Regions from separate parts of the Homo sapiens genome. Here all the other regions are linked to region 2. Evidence: chromatin loops called from intact Hi-C (ENCODE). Cell type or tissue: IMR-90. All regions are shown on one strand. Each heading gives the region's core, and the rest is flanking DNA. Links, peaks and the distances in the headings are about the cores only.

What was found. Hi-C counts contacts between places; a loop is a spot of excess contacts. Peaks named below come from ENCODE experiments on the same cell type or tissue, not always from the same donor. Only the 100,000 strongest peaks of a DNase experiment are listed, where the experiment ranks them.
Region 1: it touches region 2 in a loop (3-fold over the local background); 3 of 110 quality-filtered maps call a loop at or near these places.
Region 3: a loop joins it to region 2, with 4 times the contacts of the local background. A loop is called at or near these places in 2 of 110 quality-filtered maps.

Annotation. Positions count from the first base shown.
Region 1 is chr5:170,858,494-170,865,711 of GRCh38, reverse strand. It overlaps RANBP17 (RAN binding protein 17), which reads right to left and starts at 3,694. Exons shown (of 28, transcript NM_022897.5): 1 at 3,661-3,694. The coding sequence starts at 3,678. In IMR-90, for the core only: a CTCF peak has its summit at 3,683 (motif pointing right); DNase peaks (open chromatin) are centred at 1,881 and 3,761; H3K4me3 peaks cover 1,522 bases; H3K27ac peaks cover 1,189 bases.
Region 2 is chr5:170,910,410-170,917,627 of GRCh38, reverse strand. RANBP17 (RAN binding protein 17) reads right to left here. Exons shown (of 28, transcript NM_022897.5): 7 at 6,494-6,659; 8 at 3,388-3,461; 9 at 1,044-1,163. Among named protein-coding and RNA genes, the nearest start is that of RANBP17, 52 kb to the right of the region's middle. In IMR-90, for the core only: no CTCF peak of the experiment used is centred there; a DNase peak (open chromatin) is centred at 3,897; H3K27ac peaks cover 374 bases.
Region 3 is chr5:171,333,241-171,340,458 of GRCh38, reverse strand. No RefSeq gene overlaps it. Among named protein-coding and RNA genes, the nearest start is that of TLX3, 28 kb to the right of the region's middle. In IMR-90, for the core only: a CTCF peak has its summit at 3,317 (motif pointing right); a DNase peak (open chromatin) is centred at 3,308; H3K4me3 peaks cover 797 bases; H3K27me3 peaks cover 1,463 bases.

The DNA of each region.
Region 1 (7,218 bases), core at 832-5,831, 52 kb after region 2:
GACTCTGCCCTCTAATCTCAGTATGGCTAATTCCAGGGACATACCTAATTTGTCATAAAGTCCTCCCAATTATTCTTCTATAAAGACTCAACTCAACACCTCCCCCTGATATTCACAGACAGTAGATCAAGCAATATTTTCTAACTGTGGCTGCCAGGGCCAGGGATTTCTCAAGCTGCTCTGGGAATGCGAGTAGAGAGTAGTGGGGTCTTAGAAATGTCATGGTTCGATTTGAAAACCACTGGTCCAACAGAGTGGACACAACCTTTGGAATCTGCCACTCACTTATTAAGTGACCTCGGGCAAATAATTTAACCTTTCTAAGCCTTGCTGTTAAAACTGCAAACAGGGCCGGGCGCGGTGGCTCACTCCTGTAATCCTAGCACTTTGGGAGGCCGAAGTGGGCGGATCACCTGAGGTCAGGAATTCGAGGTCAGCCTGGCCAACATGGAGAAACCCTGTCTCTACTAAAAATACAAAAATTAGCAGGGCATGGTGGCTTGCAACTGTAATCCCAGCTACCCAGGAGGCTGAGGCAAGAGAATCACTGGAACCCGGGAGGCAGAGGCTGCAGTTAGCCGAGATTCCACCACTGCACTCCAGCCTGGGCGAGCAAGATTCTGTCTCAAAAAACAAACGACAACAACAACAACAACAAACCTGCAAACAGCAATATCTACCTTCCAAACTAATTGTAGAATGAAGATAGAAAAGATGGGGAAAGCCTAATCCAGTGCCTGCCATACAGAAGATCCACAATAAATCATAAATAATCTCTCCAGTTACTGGTGAATATAAAAGACCATACGGATCTTCCATAGTTTCTCCCATTCAAGTCCACACTGCCAGAATGGTCATTCCCACATACCTTTTCTCATGTTATAATTGCATTTAAAAATAATAGTTCTCAATCACATCTAGATCAAATCAGGTAGCTTGACTGGAGATTAAGAAGCATGGCTATATTTCCTGCTTCTTAAACAGTCCTGAGCAAAAAAGTTGGATCAACTGAGTCCCTTAAATTTTTCCTAACATTCTCTCGATTCTTACCAAGGTACCTCTGTTCTACCTAAAGTGCCTACCTCTTACTTCTTCTCAATTCTTTTTCCTCACTCTGCCCCCTTATCTGGATTGCCTGTCAGGGAATCCAGACCCATTAATTCCTTTGGGACAGGGTATCGTAATTCACAGCTTCCTAACCAGAATGCAACTGCTTTGAATGATTCACAGGTATGCCTGAGATATTGATCCCTCTGCCCTCCAAGCATTAGGAGCAGAGCTTGAGACATTGGGGAAAGTGCACACTGATGGCCTTTGGCAATGAGCGGTTTATGTTAATGAGACACACAATTAACATTTTTTATGTATGTCATGATGTGAAAAAGATGTTGACCACTACCCTAACCTCACCCTACACAAATCTGCTTCTTTACTCATCATCTTGATGGTATAATTTTTGCCTAGCTGCCCTTTTGGGTAGGTGACAGTAAGACAGAGGTAATGGGGAACACGGAACTTATGAGTTATGAGGCCTACTCTAACTCTGTAACGTTGGGCAAGTCACAACTGTTTTAAGACTCAGTGTCTTCAGAATGAAACGTATATATGCACACTTTTTAAGTTAGTGGCAGGGCTCACCTCTATAATGAGGATATGAAAACTCAAAATGCTAGGTACTGGTTATCACTATTAACAAATGTTCCTTGAGTTAACTGATTAACAATATGATCCTATATGCTAAAAAGAATTCAAACGGAGAAATTTCAGTTTTTTTCTAGTCAACAAAACTGTCTGATCTTTTATTTGTCCAACTCCGCTTTTAAGCTGTCTACAGGAATGTACTGTGAAGTACTTATGTTGGAATGTACTGTGAAGTACATTCCTGCAAAACCAATATGGGTAGTTTTGACATCAGCAGCTAACTTTTCCAACACTGTGCCTAAATATGAAGAAGTCTTCCAGGGCTTGGTGATTTAACTGTACATCACCTTTCCATGTATGAAAAAATTCCAAAGTTCCACCATACCTTTTAATTTACTCTCAAGATTTACTCGGGCTCTGTGAACATCTGATTACCTATTTACAATCCATAAATCCTCCTTGTAAGATTCTTCCTGTGAAAATTTCCCAGAGGGCATATTTACTAAAGTGGTAATACATTATTTTGACCTGAGGACCCTTAGAAATGGCATGAAGTCAAAAGGTAATGTGTCGGGCTTACTACATAACATTCTAGAACTGTCGATTATCAGACAGTAACTGGTTTTAAAAAAAAGACCCTTTAGAAGAATCAATAAATCAGCCAAGTTATAAATCAGTGTGATCACAGGGGGTTCAAAAGAGTCTACAAGGGGAATGAGATTCTTAGATACACTGTCACCATATTATGAAATTCCCTTCCCTCCCTGGGGTCATCTCCTGCCACCCACTGCCTCCCCTGATCCCATCCCTTTGTCCCAACCAGACTCAACTTTCTGCAGTACACCATGTTCTTCCACAATTCTTTGCCTTGGCTCACACGTCCTTCTACCTCCATATCCTTCCCTTCCTCTTCACCTGGCAAACAACTACGACTCTTTCAAGGACCAGTAGACTGCAAGTTCCCTGAGAGTAGAAACCATAGTTTTGTTCAGAGCTGTTGTATCTTCAGCGCCTAGCATAGTAGGCGCTCAATAATTAATAAATGGAAGAATGGAGGCTCAAAGAATCTTAAAGCATCTCTCAGCTAAGAGCATAGCAGCTCTGCTTCACTCCTTCTCAACATACACATTTGGCTGGCTACCCCCTTTTCTGTGCTATGATACTGTGACTATTTCTACCATACATTTTTCACTTGTACTGTAATTCTCTGTTAACTGTATGAGGGCGAGGATAGTAAGATGTCATCCTTTATCCCCAGAACTTTCCACAATGCTTGAGACACAGTGGGGAGATAATAAATGTTTGCTGAATAACTGAACGGGGATGTCAGAGCAGCCCGAGGATATACAAGCACGCGTCCCATCTTCGTAGCCTCTGCGATCCTCGCGTCCGCGCCCGCGCCCGCGCCCGGCCCGGGTTTCCTCCTCCGAAGAGGCGGCCGCGTAGCCCTCCCTCGCAACTCCCCCCAGACGCAGCCCCTGTCTCCTCTGGCCAATTAAAGTCCAACCGCTGCCGCCGCTCCTTCGGTGGATCCCAAGCCCCCGCTCCGGCTGGGGCTCAACTGTGTGGAGGGAGGCTGACGATAGAGCCGCGCCGGCGACGCGGCGGGAAGGCGGGAAGGCTGCTCCACCGCTCGGCAGCCGCGCGAGGCGCGCCAAAGCCGGCCCAGCTGGGACTCCCACCTGCCCTGGCAACACTAAAGCCGCGGTCAGCGAGCGTGCTGCCGGCGTCCGCACCTTCCCCGGGACGAGCCCTGGGCCTGTCCCCCGCCCCCTCCACCCGCCGCCTCCAACCCAGGCTCGGCCGCCCCTTTCTCGGGCTCCGGCCCGGGCCTGGGGTGTGCAGCCCAGACCAGTGTCCCGGTCCCCGGCTAGGGGCAGAGGCAGGGGCTGGGACTCCGGGGACACCGGCCCACGGCCCTGCGGCCTCCGCCGCTGTCCTCGGCCCTCGGTCTCCAGACGCGTCCCGCCGGGTTCCCAGCGTGGCGGAGCGCGGGCCCGCGGCGCAGAGCACACTGACCTGGAAGTGCAGCGCCATCTTCCCAGGAGGCGGCGCCGGCCAGCCGGCCGGTCGGCACCCAGCGCCCGAGGGGAGGGAGCAGAGGCGGGCGCCGCGGAAGCCCCAGACGCCCGCGGGGTCCCTGCGCCGCTCGTCCTTCGCAGCCTCAGCCAGGCTTCGCGTCCGCATTCGAAGCGCTGGAGGGGCGGGGCTGGGAGGGACGGGGCGGGGCTGGGAGGGACGGGGCGGGGCGACGGAGGCGGTGCACGGGGCGGGGCCGATAGGGGCGTGTCCTCCGGGAATCTCAACCGTCCCTTGCGCTCAAGTTTCAACCGGCGTGTGTTGGTGGGTCATGACCTCCAACCTCTGCCCTTTGACACAACTACCACGACCCACCCGTCAGCCGTGGACCCTGACTCATAAGTCTTCCAAAGGCTCTCTTGACCCCTGACCCTCAAAATACAACTATCGCCCATGGCTCCCGACACCTGCATCTCCACAGATTTTCTTGTCTCCTAACAGCCAGGAACCACAGACACACACAGCCATAACCTTTGACTCCCACATGCCAGCTGTTGCCCTTGACCCCTGACTCCCAGGGCCCAAATTCCATTGTTGCTTAACAATGTTTTTAACTTGATTTTGGTTAAAATTAAACCGCCCATGTCTACATGCTGTTAAGTTGTAAAATTCAAGCTTTACCTCATTCTTTGTCTGCATTTTGTTTAATATGAACTTATATTTTACAACAAATGATTCCACTGCAATGAGAATTTATTGGAGCAGAATTGGGTCAAAGTTGCTGCTTTCTGATGTTCTCCGTTTTTTCTTCAAGTTCAGCATTTCCATTTGGGAGCACTGTGCTGTAGTATTTAAGAGGGAAACTCCCTTAAGCACTTCTTGTATTCAGGTCTGCTAACAACAAAGTCTCTCAGCTTTTGTTAACATAAAATCATCTTAATTCACCTTCATTTTTTAAAGGATAGTTTTGCTGGGTATAGAATTTCACATTGGCTTTTTTTTTAATCTTTCAGCATTTTAAAAATGTCTTCTCATTGTCTTCTGCTTGTCATTGTTTCTATTGAGAAATCAGCCATCAGTCTAATTGTTGCTCCTGTCTTTTGGCCCCCTCCTCAGGTACTTGAACATTTTTCTCTTTTTTTATTTTTTCTTTTTGTCTTCAGCACTTTGTGCTTGATGTCGCTAAGTGTGTGTGTGTGTGTGTGTTGTATTTATCCTGCTTGGGATTCATAAAGCTCTTTAAGTGTGAATGTAATCTTTTTTATCAAGTTTTGAAAAATCTTGGTCACTAGTTCTTTAAATATTGCATCTGTCCCCTTCTCTCTCTCTACCTCTCCATTCTGGAACTCCAGTTACATGTATGTTATAAGTTTTTGCTATATTCCTTATTTCTATTCTGTATTTTTTATTTGCCTGCTGTCCATTCCATAGAAACTCTGTTCTGCTGTGTCTGAGCTGCTATACATCCCCTCTATTGAATTCTTAGTTTTAGTTATAATATTTTCAGTTCTAGAATTTTCATTTAGAAAGTTGAAATTTTCATGGTTCCTCCTCCTCTCCCATTTTAAAAATAGATTCCAAGGCTTTGATGAAATTCTTTGTCTTTATTTTCTTAAACATTTTAACTGTATTATTTAAAGCCCTTATCTGTTAACTCCAATTTCTGAATCATCTGAGTCTTCCTGGGTTTTTGGTGCTTGGCCCTTGGCCCTTTTTTTTCTTTCTTTTTTTTTTTTTTTTTTTTTTTTTTTTTTTTACATATCTCATGATTTCTTGTTGAATTCAAACCATGTAGAAGAAAATTTGTAGAGGCTCTGGATGATAACAGGTTTCTCCAAGGAGGGCTAAGTTTTCTTGTGGTAGGCAGACAAGAGTACTAGTGGATCATTGAGTCTTTTTAATTCTGGTTAACTTCAGTTATGACCTTACTCCTAGGCCATGGTCCTTACTAGGTCTTACAACTAAAAGCCTAGAATGTGGCTGGGCATGATGGCTCATGACTATAATCCCAGCACGTTGGAAAGCCAGAGAGGGTGGATCGCTTGAATCCAGGAGTTTGAGACCAGCCTGGGCAACATGGTGAAAGCCCATCTCTACAAGAAATACAAAAAATTAGCTTGGTGTAGTAGCATGTGCCTGTAGTTCCAGCTACTCGGGAGGCTGAGGTGGGAAGACCCCTTGGGCCCAGAAGCTATAGGCTGCAGTGGGCCGTGATTGCACCACTGCACTCCAGGCCAGGCAACAGAGCAAGAATCTGTCTCAAAAAAACAAAAGCCTGGAATGTTTACCAAGATCCTTCCACCTTGTGGGGCTTGAACTCTAGTCTCTGTCTCTTCAGCCCTGTGTAGCTGCTGAAATCTTTGTTGAGCTCTTTAGGTGCTGTTGTTCTGCTGGATTTCTTAGAGTCTCTTCATGTGCATGTATATCTTAGGAACGGACACAAATTTGGGGACTCACATCTCTATAGTTTCTTTCTTTCTAGAATTTTGTCCTTCAAATCTCAGTTGCTCTTGTTCCGAAACTCCAGCCTTTGCTCCTAGCCTATTGAGACTGCTGCTTTCTATTTAGCTGTTATTCCTTGCTGCCACTTGGAAAATGCCTTGGGGTGATGACAGGGAGGAGCAGATGGGGAATCTAAGGTAAATTGGAATCTTACCCCTTGTGCTTTCCTTCTTTCAAGATTTGTGGCCACTTAAGTTCTGCCTTTTCTATTGCCTTTAGTTGTTAAAGATACTTATCTGTCGTGTGTGTGTGGGTGTGTGCATGCATGATTGCTGATAATTCATATTTACTCATAGTTTTATATATATTTAATATATGTGATAGAATTGTCATACACACACGTGTCCTATCTTTATAATAGTTTTCAGTGGGAGGTCTAATCCAACATAAGATACTTTATTATTATAAGCCTGTTTGCATCTTCCATGCTTCACCCTTGGTTTTCATAGCTCATCCACTGTCCATAAATCTGCATTTCCACAACTGAACTCCTTTAAACCTTAAAATCGTTAATACCCTCCCCCTGTGTCCCATTTTCACTCCTGTGTCCCAAAGTTCCTGATTCCCATAGTCGTAACTTCCATTTCCATGTCTCAATACTTTTGATATCCAATCTCAACTGTGATTCCCACAACCCAACATATCTGATGCCCACATCCCAAACACGCATCCTGATTTCTGACCTCTGTAAGATGTCTGCTGCACAATACCCCGTTATTTTAACTGCCTGCTGCTTTTGCCTAACTTCTAAAACCCAACCACCTTTTAAAGCTATTGTTTTAAAATGGCATTTTTATCACCTCAAATTTTAGGTCCTTGAGGGAGAAACAATTATTTGAGTTTTGAATCATTTAATTTTTTTCCCACTCCAGAATATTGTCACCAGAAATGTAGGGCTGTGAAAACAACAGAGGATGCCAAGTACTCTGTGGATTCACCAGGCAATTCTGGAAACAAGAAGACAACTTTTTTTCCTTTTTTTTTTTTTTTTTTTTTTTTTGAGACGGAGTCTCGCTCTGTCGCCCAGGCTGGAGTGCAGTGGCGGGATCTCGGCCC
Region 2 (7,218 bases), core at 1,221-6,220:
ATAACCCATAAAACACTTCTGAGAATATGCAAAAACAATTGCTTTTTGTAGAACATTCTTACTGAAGATATATGTCACCCCCCAAAATTTATTAATAACCAAGAGAATTAGGTAAACCTCCTTAAATCATTTAACCTTTAAAAATCTGTATTTTACAGATATTTTAAACCAAAATCAAAATAAAAAGTAAAACAAAATATTTTATGTAAGCACCCAAATTACTCAATAGCAGCTTTGCAATTCTCTGAAATGAATATTGGCAATGAAGCTCTAAAGTTAATGCAGAAAAAATTTTAAAATCTACAAACTCTTACTTGTCCACAAGAGGGCAAGAAAACATAATTTCATAATTTAAGGCCACTTGCTCCAATATTAACATTCAGATTTATATTATGTCTTCTAGTTCATAAGGTGGACATACTGAATTAATCACTTCAGTAGTTTAAGAGCAAGCAAAGAAATGTAATACAATGGTAAAAGACAGAAGCATAGTAAGATAGATAATCTCTAGTCATATTTGCCTAAAAGAAAAAAATAAGAGAAACACAGAAGTCAGCCATGGAAACATCCATTTTTAAAAACTACCCATCTCCACCACAAATGAGATCTAAGGGCTGAGCATGGTGGCTCATGCCTGTAATCCCAGCACTTTGGGAGGCCGAGGCAGGTGGATCATTTGAGGTCAGGAGTTGGAGACCAGCCTGCCCAACATGGTGAAACCCCATCTCCACTAAAAATACAAAAATTAGCAGAGGTGGTGGGTGCAAGCCTGTAATCCCAGCTACTCAAGAGGCTGAGGCAGAAGAATCACTCGAACCCGGGAGGTAGAGGTTGCAGTGAGCCAAGATTGCACCACTGCACTCCAGCCTGGGCAACAGAGCAAGACTTGATCTCAAAAAAAAAAAAAAAAGCTCTAAGGAAGATATATATGATACTAAATGTTTTCTTCCAGAATCATAATAAATTCATGATGAGTTTATTATGTGCCTTTAGCTGAAAAACTGTATCTCTATATGCTAAGTATTAAATTACTTCATAAATACCTGAGGGTTTTCAAGTATCCTTTTTACTCCCTTAATTAAATTACCAAGGTACTTGGCACGTTCAGGACTGTTAAATAAGGACCTTCTTGTCGAAGCAAACTGAACTAAACATGAAAGTGCCTAAAAAATACCAAAAAAATTTCATTTCAATTTTCAAAGTATCTGTGGCCACATGTAAGGAATACTAGTCTTTACATTTAAAATGAATTTAATTTTAATGCATTATAGAATATAACGCATTATAATGCAATATAGAATATAACGCATTATAATGCAATATAGAATATAACGCATTATAATGCAATATAGAATATAACGCATTATAATGCAATATAGAATATAACGCATTATAATGCAATATAGAATATAACGCATTATAATGCAATATAGAATATAACGCATTATAATGCAATATAGAATATAACGCATTATAATGCAATATAGAATATAACGCATGATAATGCAATATAGAATATAACGCATGATAATGCAATATAGAATATAATGCATTATAATGCAATATAAAAAGCATTATAGAACATAAAATTAATAAAAGCTAAATATCATCAACCACTCCCACCACCCACAATCCTTCTACCCCATCATAAAAATTCCTATTTGTATGTATTCCCCTCTAATGTTTTTTCATTAACAAAATCAGCCAGTTCAAGGCCTGTACATGCTATACATTTAATAGGCTCTCAATTGCTTATGATATCTAGTTCCATTTTCTAATGAATCAGGTTTTCTACCAAAAAGAAAATATGGTTTTGTGGTACAGTATGTTTGGGAAATAGTGCACATTATGTACCGTGGTATCCTGTTGGGGGGGGCAGGGGGAACCTGTAATGTAATCCAGCATATTCCAAATTTAATTGGTCAAGGAATATTTTACACCATCTATTAGCATCTTAAAAAATGGTCTGAAAATGGTGCTGGAAAAGGTAGGTACTTTACGGTGAGAAAAGAGACAAAAATCAAATGACGCCCTTTTTAGATGTGCTCCAGTTTGCCACAGCCCCTACCATGAGAACCTAAAACCCAAATTAAAAACAAAAACAAAAACAAAAAACTCCTTAGGAAACTCAGAAGTACAAGTATAGGAACCACTAGCGTACTAAAAACACCTGGGGTTGGGGGCAAAAAAGACCTGTGTTTCAATCTCAATGCCAATATTTTCTTTGTTGCCCTGGGGGAAGTCACTTAGTCAATCTGGGTCTGTTTTCTGTTTTTCTGGGTCTACATAGTAGGGATTTTTATCATTTACCTTTCAGGGCCACTTTGAGGATTAAGTGAGATAAGTATCATACAATAAATAGGACATGTCCAATAAATGTTCATTACTATCTCTCAAAGCAGTTGTTTTCTACTTTATTTTTTAAGCACTAGTACCTTTTTTGTTTTATCCCAAAACATAATTACATGAAACCATGGTTTTTACACAACTAAAAGCAAGACTGTTGCGACTAAAAGACAGAAGGCTGTGGCCCCAACTGGAAACATGAGGTACCCTGAGAAACCCAGTTTAAAAAGCACTACCTTAAACTCTAGATTCAAGAGAAGACATGTTTTTTTAAAAAGGACATTTCTGTGAATGCTTTCCTCCCTTTTAGGCAATAAGATACCTAAACAAACACATCACTGATATATACTTTAAATATGCAATATGTTTTTCAGAAAATGGCAATATTAGAACTCCCCAGCTTTACAAGTTTAAACTTAAACTTACAATTTTTAATAACCTTGACAGATTTGTTTTAGGCTCCGCAAAGATGGAGCTAAGAGTCTCAAAGTTGTATACAACTACAGAGTATCAAGAACTTTTTAAGCATGCAATAGAATTTACACTGATTCAAAAAATAAATAAATAACTGGCTTGATGAACACAATTCAAGTGAGTAGATCCCCTTCATTTCTTATTCAGAGATCTGAAGGGGACAGCCTGTCAAACCTAAGACATGGAGCCAGGCAAGGTTGAGGAAGAGTTAGAGAAGGGTAGTAGAAGGGAAAGTCCTTGTGTGGTGGTCAGCTGCTGGACTTAGGCCCTATGGGAACTGAGTAGGAAAAAAATATGTATTTAGGGATTGGTAGGTTGTCCTGGCTCTGGGCAAGAGCTAAATCAACAGTTACTGGTTCTAGGCTCACCCATGAAATAAAATGTAACGTTGACAAAACAAACAAAATTTGACAAATAGTTTAAGCAGTATACATCCCAGAAAATATAAGAACTTACTGTGAAAAGTAAACTCAATTGAATATATAAACAGAATTTTTGAAGTAAATATATACCACCCCTTATTTACACAGGTATTTTTTAACGAAATAACGAATGACTTTTACTTACTAACTGAGATAGTAGTGGTGGAAGTGAATGATACAAATTGAAGAAAAGATCCAATGTTTCTGGTTCCAGGAAAACTGGGAAAAAAAATTATTTTCTAACACCATTACTTTCAATTCAGTGATCTTAACAAAGTAAGACAATATCACACAAACTGAGAAATCCAAGGCCTCTGCATGTGGCCATTCCTTCCAGTTAGGCCTATTTTTAATTCCTAGCTATTTTCCTTTGAAAGATGAAATAATACAGAGAGAAATTAACTAGCCAGGCTCTTCCTCATGTAGCACTTCCTCTATGTAGCACTACAGTTTGAACTGGGAGAATCTTCTTACTATTTTCATTTGTATTCAAGTAATATAAACATTGAGAATTCAAACAGTATCAAAAAGTAAACAGTACTAAAAAGCTTACAATAAAAAAAAAACTGTACCCTATCCCATTCCAACTGCTTTTCAACTTAGCTATAGTTACATTCATGTTTCCAAATAATAGCGTATACTATTTCTTCATTTGATTGTTTTACTTTAGACATCAACTGCATTCCTATTACAGTGTGTAACGCTTTAGCTGTCTAATCACGAATGCCACAACCCTACCACCCCTACCACTCTCTCCACAATCAATCCTCTCAAAAACCCATCCACTATTATCACAATTTGTGATTAAATCAATTCTATGTGTTTACATTTATTATGACTATGTAAATAATATTAACGGCTGAGCTGTAATTACATCACATTTCTAATACTCGCTGGACTTAATCATACCATCTTTTCTGTGCTTAGTTGTGTATCTGTCACTAATTCTCTCCAAATGCTCTGAGAGACTGGCACAATGTTCTTCATAACATGTTCCACACCATCAATAGCATCAAATAACCCATCATTTGCATTCACCCACCCCTACCTCCCAGAGCCTTCAACTTGAACTGGTTGCTCCTTAACTTTGTTATACAACTGTAGCCTTTCTATGTCTTTCACTGTCATCTTGTGTTGAAGTGCCCATTTCCCAAATTCCATTATCTTCCACTTTCTTTGCTTGTACATCAAGTAGCTTCCTTAGAGCAAGTACATAAGGGATAAATTTTGGAAGGACTCGCATATCTGAAAATGTCTTTATTCTATCTTAGATTTGATAAGTTTGGTCTAGTTTGGAAACAATTTTCCCTCAGAAGCCTGAAGATACTTCTCTATTGTTTTCTAGCTTTCAGTGCTGCTGTTGAGAAGTCTAATACCTTCTTGACCCCAATCCTCTGTAGGAGGAGACTTACTTTTTTCTTTCTGGTAAGTTTTAGAATTTTTTTCTTTATCCTTACTATTCTAAAATGTCATGATTATAAAGCTTAGTGAATATCTTTTTTCATTCATTATGCTGGGAACTTGGTGGGATCTTTCAATCCAAAAATGCATACCCTTCAGAACTCAGAACATTTTGGGGTACTATCTGTTTGCAAATTTCCTTCTTTCTCCATCCTCTCTTTCTAGAACTCCTAACCGTCACACCTCCTTAATTTCATCTTCTAGTTTTCTTGGTTTTTTTTTCCTCCTATCAAACATCTCCTTGCTTTTTTGTTCTACATTCTAGGAGATTGGGTTAACTTTGTCTTACAACTTTTCCACTGGATGTTTTATTTTGACAACTGTCCTGTAAATTTGGAACATTCTCTGAACAATATCCTGTCCTTGTTTCAGGGATGCATTATCTCAACATCTCTCTGGGCATATTCTTTATATCTTTCTGAAGTTTATTTCTACTTTCACCTTGTCTCTGTTGCTATTAACTACCCTCCATTTTAAAATTAAACTTTCTGAGATAATTGTAGATTCACATGCAGTTGCAAAAAATAATACAGAAAGACCCCGTGAACTCCTACCCATTTTCCTACAATGGTAATTTCTTGCAAAACTACAGTATAATATCTCAACGAGGAAACTCACATTGATAAAATCCACAATCTTATTCAGATTTCCCAGTTTTACATGTACTCATGTGTGTGTAGATGTGTGTTTTCAGTCTGTGAAATTTTTTATTACATGTATTGGTTCATGTTTCCATCACCACAGTCAAGATACAGAACACAAAGTCCCCCTTTGTTGTTGTAGTCTCTGATCTCCATATTAGAAGTTTTTCACAAAATTAATACTGTTCCTCTATTATATCTGGTATCCATGAATATGAGGCCTCTCCAATTTTATTTCTTGAGGAAAAAAACTCTGGTCTTGGAAAGTAAAGAAGTAGCACAGGTAGAGAAAAGGGAGGAAAAGGCAGTCACCTAGCTGCACAGGTGGTAGAGAAGATCCTGGAGAGTTTAACTGTTCAGAGTACAGACTTTTTATCAAACCCCGTCAGCCCCATTTCCCAATTCTGAGTTCAGAGGTACCTTAGGTGCCACCATTTTTCTGGAACATGGGAGAACAAATTAGCTTCCTTTTTCTTGGTATCCCTTTCTATAAGCAAGTTGCAACTCTCCTCTTCTAGGTCACTTAATCTAATTCATTCTCTTTATAACCCTGAAAGATATGTTGACATCTCTTGCCAACTCTTCATATTAAACTTTTTTCTTTCTCATGATGACCCTTCATACTGAACTTTTTTCTTACTTGATCTCCAAGCTGTTGAAATCTGCACTGTGCAAAGATCATTTGTAGAATCACCTATTGAACTGCCAATGAAGTCAAAGTTAAGGCAGTTAAGGACCAGTTTCAAGACCTTCATTACCAGATTTTGCTAACACTGATCCTGAAGATTTAAAGGTTTGACCAGCACCTGAAAATGATCATAAACAGAGTGGGATCCTGTCCCACTCTGTTTATCTGAAAGTCTGAAAGTTTCAAATCATAGCTCTTGACTTTCCTCCCAAATCTGCTCTCCATTTAGCTCTAGTGCAGTCCTTGTTTTTTCTTTTTTCCTAAATCAAAATATAGAAGTTACTATAATATGAATTACAGAAAACATTTCAATATTAGCTATCAGCAGCTACTTCAGGTTACAAATCCATTTGAGCTATTTTTTTAATTCCTGGCAAAAAGATAACTATACATACAGAAACTATATTGCTTAATACTGTGCCTTTATGTTGATGACCCTTCATACCAAAGTTTTTTCTTACTTGTTCTCCAAGTTGTTGGAATCTGCACCGTGCAAAGATCATCTGCAGATTCATCTGCTGAACTGCCAATGAAGTCAAAGTTAAGGCAGTTAAGGACCAGTTTCAAGACCTGCATTACCAGATTTTGCTGACATTGATCCTGAAGATTTAAAGGTTTGGCAAACACCTGAAAAAAGTACAAAATCAAAGAAAACACTGCGAAATACATCAATAAATTTACACTTCATGAATTAAAATAATTTTTCAATGTCAAATGAAAACTAATAAAGGAGTTTACAAAGTTATACTGTTCCATATATAAGGAAGTAATGTTACCTTCTTCAAGAAAAACTGGGTTAACTTCATGCATAAAAGAATCACATTCAGCTAATAAAGGCAATCAGAACTCTGAATGTTGGAGGACACTCACAAAGCTTCTGGAGAACAATCCTATTTCCAAGATAATGCCCATTCTCACACAAACCAAAAACAATTATACCTTTTAGATATATTGTGAAATATTTATAGAGGAAATTATATGAAATTTGGGATTCTGCTTGAAGAATAATATAAAAAGAAGTGGGTAGGCAGGAATAGAGAGAAAACAAGATTGGCCATGAGTTGCTACTGTTTAACTGGCTGACAGGTTAACTGGTTATACTATTCTATCTACTTTTGTGTATGTTAAAATTTTCTGTGTTAAAAGAAAAATTTTAAGATAATAGAAGGTCTTTGGGTCTGACATA
Region 3 (7,218 bases), core at 779-5,778, 420 kb before region 2:
TAAAATGATATAACAGTAATAAAATCAAATCAAATCATGTCTAGGAGTTTTATAGACAACTAATAGCTGCAATTGAAAAGTGCAATCAGATACCAATTGAAGGGTACTTTTTTCTTTAATATAATGTACTATGCATATTTCACTAACTGTCTCATGATGTCAAATGAATTTAACAAGATGATTATGTAGGTCAAATTACTTAGTAAGTTCTTTTAAGAATGGCTTTTAGACCTATTATGACTTTTAATGGTGCAATTTGTTAAATGATTGGAATTTATAAAATCCTGCCTGCAAGTGCCTGTCAGAAATACTTGCTGTGCCCTGGTGATTTATTTTTAAAACTACTTCTTGCTTGTAGCAATTGAAACAAAAATGACCACCATAGAGCAACTTCTTGAAGCTCATTTCTCATTTTTAATTATTTAAAATACTTTCTTATTATCAAATTATAATTTGAATATTCTAATTTCAAAGAGCCTTCTCACCAAATTTCTCTCAGCTCTATATGAAGATGTCCTGGAAGTTCTTTTATTCCCTTCAAATATGAAATATGACCCTGCTTAATTTATGTGGGGAACTATAGACAGAATAGATATTATTAAACTTTTTAAAGTGGTCTTTAGTTCTTTTATTGTATATCTCTAACAATAAAATTTTAAAGGGAGAAAACAATGAAATATGATTGAAACATTCAGTCTTTGTGCTTGGAAGATTGCCTTTGTATATGTTGCCTTTTGGTATCTGTGGGTACCGTATTTCAGTTTTATGCAGTTTGAGAAGGCTCCCTATTCAAGCTAAGTTTTTAAAAATTGCCCACCAAAAATCGCGTAGCTATCTCTTGTCTTTTTTTTTTTTTTTTGAGACAGAGTCTTGCTCTGTCACCCAGGCTGGAGTGCAGTGGCACGATCTGGGCTCACTGCAACCTCTGCCTCCCGGGTTCAAGTGATTCTCCTGCCTCGGCCTCCCGAATAGCTGGGATTACAGGCGCATGCTACCGCACCTGGCTAATTTTTTTTTATTTTTAGTAGAGACGGGGTCTCACCGTGTTAGCCAGGATGGTCTCGATCTCCTGACCTCGTGATTCGCCCACCTTGGCCTCCCAAAGTGCTGGGATTGATTTTCTTTTCTTTCTTTTGGGACAGAGTCTTGCTCTGTGGCCCAGGCTGGAGTGCAGTAGCAGATCTTGGCTCACTGCAACCTTCACCTCCTGGGTTCAAGCTATTCTCCTGCCTCAGCCTCCTGAGTAGCTGGGACTACAAGTGTGTGCCACTGTGCCTGGCTAATTTCTGTATTTTTAGTAGAGATGGGGTTTCCTCATGTTGGCCAGGCCGGTCTCGAACTCCTGGCCTCAAGTGATCCGCCTGCCTTGCCTCCCAAAGTGCTGGGATTACAGATGTGAGCCACCACACCCAGGCTTGATTTTCTACCTTTAAAAATTACTGTAGCCGGGCGTGGTGGCTCACGTCTGTAATCCCAGTACTTTGGGAGGCCAAGGTGGGCAGATCACTTGCAGCCAAGAGTTCAAGACCAGCCTGGCCAACGTGGCGAAACCCCATCTCTATTAAAAATACAAAAAATTAGCTGGGTGTGGTGGTGCGCACCTGTAGTCCCAGCTACTCGGGAGGCTGAGGCAGGAGAATCACTTGAACCCAGGAGGCGGAGGTTGCAGTGAGCTGAGATTGCACCACAGCACTCCAGCCTGGCGACAGAGCGAGACTCCATCTCAAAAAAAAAAAAATTATTGTATAGAGTTACTTGAAAATGCCGTCATGTAATAATTAATCTTAGAAGTCAATATTCTTTTAAAACTATCTTCCATCTCCTGTCACCACATACGTTACATTGAAATTCTCCTAAAACTCCAAAAAGTCTTAAAATGTTGGTGCTCCCTGATAACTCTGGTCAGGAACCGAAGCCTCTACTTCCCCAGTGTGACATTCTTCTTGCTGGGGAGCACAGGGCATGCTGGGACAGAAGTTCCAGATGCAGCGGGAAGGTGGTGGTTCTGTTCTCTCTCCACCCTGACTCACTGGATAACCCCAGATGCAAGTCCCTTGTTCACTTGGAGCCCATGGCTGCTGCTTGGAAATGGGGCTGACAACTCTTGGTCTCTGCTCCTTGGGGTTGTTACAAGCCTTAACGAGATCACTGTGCTCATTCTCATTTTCTCTTTCATGTCTTCAGTGAGCTGTAGGTAGGGCAGAGTAATAGTGGAATATGGAAGTCTGCTTGTATGTCTGGGTGAAAGTCACTATAGAACAGTGTTATTTAATTTTTCTACTTCTTTCAGTTCAATGGATGTAACATTCACAATCCTCTCTAAGCCCATCAACCACAAAAACTTAATTAGATATTATATCTCCTTGGTTTAAAATAGTATTTAATTTTACATAATGTGTTCAGCCAAAATATTAGGATTCCCTAAACAGAAATGTTCCCTCTATTTTTTTCCCTCGGGCTTTTCTTTCAATTTTTTTTGTAGCTTTTAAAAAAATTATTCTCCTTAAAGTATGATTCCGGCAGTTTCCCTCTGTGAAACATCGCTAAGTCCCCTGCCACCACTACTTAATTGAAGATGTAATCCCTACTTAGTGACTGTGCCGCCTTCCAGATATCGAGCACAACGACCAGTAAATATTAACATTCCTGTTAAATGTGCGCTGCCTCTTATTCCTTTCCCCCCACAAATTGTCTTCCTGCTCCTCCGAGTGTCATCCAAAGTGAGATCATATTAACTGTGTCTTATATGGGGCTTGAGCACTGGAGTTGAAATTAATGGGCAAATATCCTTTTCACTTACAGAGTAAATGAACATTTGGTCTTTAAGCCATACTGAGGTATGAAAGAAAGGCACAGACAAACCCAGTGAAGACCTCCACATTTTGGGCCAAATCTAAGCTTTTCATTGCTTGATGGGCAAAAAAACAAAATTCGAGTGAACGTTAAAATGAATAAATAATGCTCAGAACACAACAGCTTGAGGTTGTATAAAATCAGACCCAGATTATACTCTCAGAAGATGTCTCCAAAATATCGTGGCGCTCTATTTCAATCCCGAGAGTCATCGTATTTTGGTCAGTTTCCTTTTTTTGTTCCAAGACGCCCCAGTTCCATCTTTGGGGTGAACATTGAGGCTGACTTAACGGGACACTCCAGGCTTTGAGGGAGCCTGGCCCCCAACCCAAATAACTCGAAACAGCAGGAAGGCCAGATTCTGACGGAAACTTTTGAGAAATAAAGCGTAGTTCATTTTCCTTCCTTGCAGGAGACATGGCTGGCTCCCTAAAGAAGCGCTGGTTTCCCAAGTTACGGCAGAGGGCACTCGAGACTACGGCACCAAGTTCGCGTCTGTAGGGGCCGGCGGAGCCCTTCGCCACAATGTTTGGCACCCAAAGATCAGGGACACCTCAAATTCTTTTTAATGGAGGAATTCTTCCCCTGAATCATTTTGTTTGCGTAATATGGTGCTGGGAGGGAGTGTTGCTTCGGGGCCACGGTCCCATTCCGTTCCGTATGGAGCCGTCTCGAATGCGCATGTCCAATTAGCATTGACACATTTGCGCTCAGAGATGCGCATGCATCATTTTTTTAATCAAAATGAGAAGGGAAAATTATTACATAACCACAATCTCAGTCCTACTGAGGGACCTGTCACGGTGATCCTCTGGGGCTCTGTGAACATCTGCTCAGCATCAGTCCCCCACGAAGAAATTATTCTTCTGCTCATTTGAAGGATAGGTAAAGGAACGGTCAGACCGGTAAGACAGCTACGGCAGATGACAAAACCAGCCTCCATCAGCGAGTAACAAAGCTGGGGGGCGCGGCGAACAAAAGGTTTCCGGGTCAGACAGGCACTCATCTGCTATTCCAGACAGCATTAGAGGCTGACATTGATTATGAAGGCCAAAAACCGTGGCTGAAATGCCGCTTCTTTCCTAAAGCACCTGGAAAGCTTCCAGATCATCCGCCTTACCGTGCTCAGCGGCAGATCCAGTTGATTCAGAAAGCATTTGATGGAGGAAGAAGCACCAAGCGTGGCAAAGGCTTCCTGGCCCTTCAGAATGTGGGAGGGAGATGTAGTTGTGTCCCTAGCAGAGAAATCGTATCCTTATCAGAAAAACCGTCCCCGGGGTCCTAAGGGGGCAGTCTGTCCTGGGGTTCCCTCTTATAGAAGTCTCTGGAAAAGACTAATGTTTGGACAAGGCACTTTGCTACTTAAAAAATTTTGCTTCTCCATTTCATTCCATTGAGGGCCTCCAAGTATCAACATTTGCAAACTCAGGTTTACAAGATGTATAACGATTTCTCTATAAGGAGACTCAGTTTCTTTTAAGAGCAACATACTGACAAATGACAGAAAGTTGACCTTTGGGTTTTCCTGGATTGATCTCCATTCTGCAGGGCTACAAGGCATCAAGGCAAGCCAGACACCTGTCCTCATCTTCAGCCACTGTCCATGTATCCTGGCATCTGGGGTGAAGACCATCATCTGGCCTTGATCTGGGTTCATGAAGGAGGCTGCCACACAGCTTCCTTTCTCAAGCAGAAGGGCCCTCCGGATATGCTCTCCAAGCGCCTCCAGACTCCCCCCTCCCCGGGCATATGGGAGTCATTTTGCATAGTCCCTGTGCCCTCTGGGGTGCAGGAAGCTCTGGGAGGTGGTCTCAGGCCCATCTGTCTAACCATGCAGCCGTTCTGCCACGGGTCTGGTGTTGTCCTTGTGCACTGAGTGGGAAGCAGGGCACAGGCTCCCTCTGGGACAGATGTCTCTCCGCAGTGCTGGTTTTCTGCTGTTCCCTCACTCTCGATTTCCTTTTGCTCCCTTCTCCTCCGGTCTGGGAAGCTTTAGCCTGCTTTTCTCCATCTGACTCCATCCCTCCTCTCCCAAATCTGTTGCTTAGGCCCAAAGTCCCTCAGGGTTTGGGCTTTGAAACTCAAAAGATTTTTTTCATCCTTCTACTGTGACATCCCTTCCCTGAGGCAAAGATGCCACCTGGTCTTGAATGAATGAGGGCAGGATGGGGAAGGGGGACAAAGAAATGTAGGGAGAGCACAAAACATCAGTTGAAAATCCAAATTTTTTTTTTTAGCCCATATGCAATAAAATCAATCATAATTTAAATATGAATAGAGAAGCAAATTCAAAGACCATGAAATAGACATAGAAAATCAAATTTTTCTACAGAAATAAAAGCATTTAACATATAGCCCAGGCAGCTAACATATAATTGAGTTTGGTCTGTGAGCTTCCTGGTAGCCAAAGCAGGGAAAGAAGACACTGTTACTTTATGTTCTTATTTTGTTGTTGTCGTTGTTGTTTCCAAAGTCCCTTTTCCCAATGCATACTTCTTATTTTCAAAACAGAGAAAATATACAAGTTCATCAAGAGAAATAAAGAACTTTTCTTTCACTCTAAATTTCAAAGCATTGGGGCCTTATGATGACAGCCCCAGGGGAGAGAAGACAATGTGACACAATCCAGAAATGAGTTCAAATAGCTCTTTAGTCCTGGCCATTCCAGACCAGAAGCTCGGAGTCAGAGCAGAAGGGCTGCTTGGCATCCTATTAGCTTGCTTGCTTTTTTTTCTTTACATTTTTAAGTATTAAATGCTTAAAACTGATTTTTTAAACGTTCACAGGAAAAAAAAAAAAGAGAAATTTCAGACACCCAAAAGGAGAATAAATAGGAAAAAAAAAGTCTTTTGCCCTCGTATCTTTGTTTCCCATTCCCCAACTCCCCTCCCCTGAACAGTGGGAATACCAGCTTCTCATCCATTCTTCCAGAGCTGATCCATGCGTATGTTAAGGGCTTTTAGCTCTCCTCATCTTTTTATACAAATGTAAGTTACTAAACTCCCATTCTGTACCTTGCTCTTTCACTTTGCAGTATATCTGGAGATAGTTACATATTAGTCTTTTTTTTTTTTTTCTGAGACGGAGTCTTGCTCTGTCGCCCAGGCTGGAGTGCAGTGGCGTAATCTCCGCTCACTCCAAGCTCCACCTCCCGGGTTCACGCCATTCTCCTGCCTCAGCCTCCCACATAGCTGGGACTACAGGCACCCGCCACCATGCCCGGCTATTTTTTTTTGTATTTTTAGTAGAGACAGGATTTCACCGTATTAGCCAGGATAGTCTCGATCTCCTGACCTCGTGATCCACCCGCCTCGGCCTCCCAAAGTGCTGGGACTGAGCCACCGCGCCTGGCCATTAGTCCATTTTTTAAAGTGGTTGCACAGTATTCCATGACATGGGTATTCTATATGCTATTGAATCAGTTTCCTGTTGACATTCATTTAGGTCATTTTCAATCAACTGCTTTTTAAAATGGTGCTGCAACAAATTGCCTTGTTCTTTCGTTCTTTCTTTCCTTTTTCTTTTTTTTTTTTGGTGGGGGCAGGGGGGACAGGCTCCCACTCTGTCTCCCAGGCTGGAGTGCAATGGCATGGTCTTGGCCCACTGCAACCTCTGCCTCCTAGGCTCAAGTGATCCTCCCACCTCAGCCTCCCGACTAGCTGGGACCACAGTTGTGCACCAGCACACCCGGCTAATTTTTTGTGTTTTTTTTAGAGACACGGTTTTGCCATGTTGGCCATGGCTGGTCTTGAACTCCTAGGCTCAAGCAATCCACCTGCCTCAGCCTCTCAAAGTGCTGGGATTACAGGCATGAGACACCACACCCAGCCTCATGTACTTCTTTGAACAAACATAGAAGTATATGTGTTCAATAAAAACCTGTTCGTGGAATCATTCAATTAAAGGGAATGGGCATTTTCAGTTAGGAAAAATATTGTCAAATTGTACTACAAAAGGGCTGAACTATTAACACTCCTGACAATAGTGTATGAGAGTGCCTGTTTCCTCCATTCTCACTAACATAGTATATCATCAAAAATTTTTAATCTTGCAATTAGATAATCTTTTTCTCAATTGTTGACTGTTGTATTTATAGCAGAGGAAAGATGGGTGAGGGAAATGCTCAAAAGTAAAGGACATCTGAATTATGCAGGCAAGACCATGGACATAACTTGCAGGCCTACTGCAAAATGAAAATGTGAGGCCAGGGGTGGTGGCTCATGCCTGTAATCCCAGCACTTTGGGAGGCCGAGGTGCGTGGATCACTTGAGGTCAGGAGTTTGAGACCAGCCTGGCCAAATGGTGAAACCCTGTCTCTACTAAAAATACAAAAATTAGCCGGGCATGGTGACGGGCACCTGTAGT